Linked DNA regions of Homo sapiens: region 2 is linked to region 1. A link is an interaction called in ENCODE POLR2A ChIA-PET data of the cell type or tissue named here. Cell type or tissue: MCF 10A. All regions are shown on one strand.

Region 1 (2,500 bases):
TTGATTTAAGTCCAGCTACTCTTGACCTGGGCAAGTCATTTAACGTCTTCCAGCCTCAGTTTTCTCATCTATAAATTGGGGTTAATTATGTTGCTTTAGCATACTTCCCAGAATTGGTGCAAGTGTTCAATAAATATTCAAATGCCTCACACATTGTGAATGCACACACAGGTATATGTCTTTTGCAAGGGATGCGTGTGTGTGTGTGGCAATGATGCCTTTTTGAAAATGGGGGTGCTAACTGGATCAGCAGCATACTTAGTTGCTACAGAAATGTTTTCCCCATCTTTGCACATTAGTTATAGCTCTTCCTTTTCTTTAAATTCCCTAGAACCATGATACTCATTCCTTGGCCATTGCTTTCTCTAACTATAGCTTATACAATTGTTGGTCGATCCTCTCATTATCTATTGATCTTTGCTGTTTACCCCACATTTATTTCCTTGAAGGCACTTCTGAAGCCTACATTGCAACATCTCTTTGGTATAACTTCTTTTGCACTTTGAGGGGTCCACCAGCATTATCCTTGATATCGCCTTTCTTAGCCCTCTTGGGTGATCAAATCTGTTCATCAGAAAACAAAATAATGATAGAAGGAAGAAATAAATAGACTGTCACTTGTTGTGCAGGCAGAGGAAAGGCGGGGGCGCCTATTGATGATCCTTGGCTGAGAGCTTCCTGCAGTGTTGCCTCCTCTGGGGCAATGGATCAGGAAGTGAGAAGCTGCCTTTAAACGTACTATTCAGGAAAGCAGGGGAGGGAGTGATACTGCCCCCAAGGACACTCGGCAATGTCTAGAGACATTTTTGATTGGGGGCATCTACTGGCTTCTAGTGTGTTGAGGCAGAGATATTGCTAAACACCCTATACTGCTCAGGACAGCCCTCACATTTGGCATCAAATGTTAATCTTGCCAAGGTTAGGAAACCCTGCAGAAGAGCAATAGATACAAACACTTTTTTAAAAAATTATAATAATATTTCCAACATTAACAGCATGATAAGGATCCAGTGCAGTGAGGGGCAGTGCCTGATGAGGTGTGTCTGTACTCGTTTGGCCAAACAGGCCTTGTGGGAAGGTGCAACAGGACCTGGCCCTTGAAAAGCTCATTCTGTACTCAGGTTGCCCTGGGGATCTTTGGTCATGACTCAGTGAATTGGCTCTTTCTCAGGAGATCTGGGTGGCAGTGTTATTGTAATTCCAGAAAGGGGAGGGCAAGTGTAAGATTTATTAAAAACACGTTAGAGCAGCTAGAAGGCAGCCCTAGCTAGTTATCTAGCACTTATATTCATTGCAGGAATCTTACTAACCCTATGTCAACCATATGTGTGTGCATGTATGTGAAAAATCATTACATTATTTTTTTAAAAACTTTAATAAATTCAGGAGCTACATGTGCAGGTTTGTTACATGGACATATTGCACAGTGGTGAAGCCTGGGCCTGAAGAGTGAATACTGTACACCATAGGTAATATTTCAACCCTGCTCCGCTTCCAATTCACTTACTACTTTTTTTTTTTTTTTTTTTTTTTGAGATGGAGTCTTGCTCTGTCACCCAGTCTGGAAGTCTGGAGTTCAGTGGCGTGATCTTGGCTCACTGCAGCCTCCACCTCCTGGGTTCAAGAGATTCCCCCGCCTCAGCCTCCCGAGTAGCTGGGATTACAGACGTGTGCCACCACGCCTGGCTAATTTTTGTATTTTTAGTAGAGACGGGCTTTCACCGTGTTGGCCAGGCTGATCCCGAACTCCTGACCTCAAGTGATCCACCCAGCTCGGCCTCCCAAAGTGCTGGGATTACAGGCTAGCGCCACCGAGCCCAGCCCCAATTAACTTACTTTTGATTGAGACCCATTAATTTGGCTGGTTTAAGGAAGGAGGAAGTAAATAAGGGTGGGATTTTGAAAGAATAAAGTTTCACCCTTCAGGTTCTAACCTCCAAATGACCTTTCTCTTTTGTAGAAGGAAGAAGGGGACTAACATCTTATGAGCACCATATGTCAGGCAATTCATTTAATTCTGGTAAAATATAGTAACGTTGCACCAGTATAGCTCTATTTCCTGCCCCTCCTTTGTGCTTTTGTTGTCATATATATTACATTTATGTCTATTATAGCATTGTTATAATCAAGAGAAGACCACATACACACACACACACATACACACACATGCCCTTATATACACATATACACACTTTTATATTTACATACTTACCATTTCTGGTGTTTTTCATTCCTTCCTGTGGATCCAAATTACCATCTGGGCTCATATCCTTTCAGTCTTAAGGAAAAAGTCTAGTCCACGAGAAGCATCACCTCCTCTCAGTTTTTGTTTATATGGGAAAGTCTTTATTTTGCCTATATTTTCTTTAATTCAAATTTTTATTGAGATAATTATAAATTCACGTACAGGTGTAAGAAATAATATGGTTTCCCCTAATGTTAACATTTTGAAATGTTTCCCTAGTTTCCCCTAATGGTAACATTTTGAAAATGGGATATA
Region 2 (2,500 bases), 160 kb before region 1:
TTAGAGATGACTTAAAGAATGTGGGAAGATTGCATAGACTATATGCAAATACTATACCATTTTATATAAAGGATTTGAGCTTCTCTGGGTTTTCATATCTGCCAGGAGTCCTGGAACCAACCACCCATGGATGCTGAGGGATGGCTGTACTCAGAGGTCCTTCCACCCACTGTCATGCCTGGCATCATCCACCCTGCATAGATAGAGGGTTTGCAGAAAACCCCTGATCATTAGACACAGAACACAGAAAACCAGTTTCCTGACTCCCTCTGGTGTGAAGGAAAGAACAGGGAGGTTGGGGTGGAAAGTTAGAGTGGAAAGACAGACACCCCAGATGTTTCTTAACTTTTGATTATTCCAGCTGACAAGACATGCCACACCTCAATGTGTACTGAGTGTGAGTCACTTCCTTCTCTAAGCCTCAATTTCCTTACCTGTAACATGTGGACAATGTTTATACCTACATCCCTGGGGCTGTTGCAACAATAAGATGAGGTCAGGTAGATGAAAGCTGTATGTCACTGTAATGTCCAGTGCCTTTTTTTTTTTTTGAGACAGAGTCTCACTCTGTCACCCAGGCTGGAGTGCAGTGGTACAATCTCAGCTCACTGCAACCTCTGCCTCGCAGGTTCAAGCAATTCTCCTGCCTCAGCCTCCCAAGTAGCTGGGATTACAGGCATGCACCACCACTCCTGGCTAATTTTTGTATTTTTTGTACAGACAGGGTTTCTCCATGTTGGCCAGGCTGGCCGCCAACTCCTGATTGCAGGTGGATCCACCCACCTCAGCCTCCCAAAGTGTTGGAATTACAGGCATGAACCACCTTGCCTGGCCTTCAGTGCGCTTTTTGTTACACACTGAGAAGGAATAGTGTGTGGAGTCAAACTGGCCTGGGTTGGAGTTCAGCTCTACCACTCACTGGCAGCATGGCTCTGGGTAAATGTCCCTTCTCTGAGCCTCAGGATCTGCATGTGTTCAGTGGGGCTATTAATAGTTCTCAACTCACAGGCTTGTTTTAGAAATTAAATAAGGATTAAATTATATAAGTGCCTGTCATACAGTAGATGCTCAGCAAATATTCCTCCCCAAACACAGACACAAACAGCACTTAAAGCAACCTGGGTAACAAAGGGGTTTTCGGTCTGGAGGAGAAACCAGGCAGCTAATGAGCTCTCTCTCCAGTTTTCCTTCTAAGAGAGGAACTCACTGGCCAGAGCCCAGGATGGTCACCGATGTAGAGGACAGGCAGCCAACTCCAAGCCTCCCACGTGGGGTTTCCAAAAACCTGTGAGCACAGAGTTGCATAACGTGTCCCTGAGACACGTGTTTCTACTGAAGTGTCTTCATCAAATATTCCCTGAAAGGAAACATGTGAGCAGGGCAGTAGGGCAGCCTAGCGGGGGAGGAAGGGAGAGGGGGAGGAAGGGAGAGAGGGAGGGATCTAGAGAACACGACAGTAGGGGTGAGAGGAGGAAGAGAAGGTATCACATTTAATGTGCTCTTACTATGGGCCAGCCACCGGGCTTGACTTGTCTGATACATTGTTAGATCCTTGCCATAAATCTGAGATCAGGCATTTCCGTTCCCACATTCCAGAGGAAGAAATAATAACAATCATATTAACATTGCTGAGGTTAACATAGTGCCCACTGCATATCAGGCAGTGGACTAAGCACACATTTGACCCTCAGGACAGCCCATAACATGGGTACTATTCTGAACTCCACTTTATAGAAGAGGAAACCAACTGAGACTCAGAGACATGAAGTAACTTTCCCAAGGTCACCCAGCAGGACAGCAAGACAGCCAGAGAGCCAGGATTCGAATCTAAGCAGGGCTCTCAAGCCTATGGGCCTATGGGAGAACATTTCCCAAGGGATTTATGGGGGTGGATCCAGAAGGTGACCTTAGCGATTGTCCTTACATGCATGCAGTGGGGCCCCAGTGTGAAAGTGACGAAAGAGACCAAGTGACCAGAGGCACTCCCCTCCCCTCCACCCAAAGGACAGTTTGTCCCAGCTTGTGGCTTTTCGTCACTCTGCCTCTGACCTGAAGTTTAACATTTCATTCATAAGTTTGGAACCACAGACTTGGCAGCGTAGGAAGAACCCTCGTAGACCAGCTAGCTATTCAAATCCAATCCCCTCATATTACAGATGGAAGAAAACCCTGAAGCCGGAATGTGACTCGCCAAGGTCACAGAGCAGTTTTCTGTTGGATGAAGGAGCCGGTTTAGGGTCAACTACAGATCATCTTGTGCTGTAGTTATCAAATGTGGGTGCACCTCTGAATCACTTGGGGAGCTCTCTAAATACACAGATTTCCACACTCTGCTTTGGGAGACTTGAACTGGACTTAGGTTTGCAAACAAGGACTGGAAATTTGAATATCCAGTATGTTCCTCAGGTGATTCAGATGGCACAGGGCCATGACAGCATCTGCAAGTCGGAGTCCAATGTCCCTCTTTCATTTGATAGTTTGGGATACTGGGACCCACCAG

The links. ChIA-PET counts read pairs that join two places held together with the same protein. Peaks named below come from ENCODE experiments on the same cell type or tissue, not always from the same donor. Only the 100,000 strongest peaks of a DNase experiment are listed, where the experiment ranks them.
Region 2: POLR2A ChIA-PET joins it to region 1 with 6 read pairs; 6 of 35 experiments call an interaction of 5 or more read pairs at or near these places.

What each region holds. Positions count from the first base shown.
Region 1 is chr20:45,517,355-45,519,854 of GRCh38, forward strand. All of the region lies in intron 1 of LOC107987282 (a long non-coding RNA gene), which reads left to right. Among named protein-coding and RNA genes, the nearest start is that of SPINT3, 3.0 kb to the left of the region's middle. In MCF 10A, no CTCF peak of the experiment used is centred here; a DNase peak (open chromatin) is centred at 1,137.
Region 2 is chr20:45,357,129-45,359,628 of GRCh38, forward strand. No RefSeq gene overlaps it. Among named protein-coding and RNA genes, the nearest start is that of SYS1, 4.8 kb to the right of the region's middle. In MCF 10A, no CTCF peak of the experiment used is centred here; DNase peaks (open chromatin) are centred at 433, 1,313 and 1,973.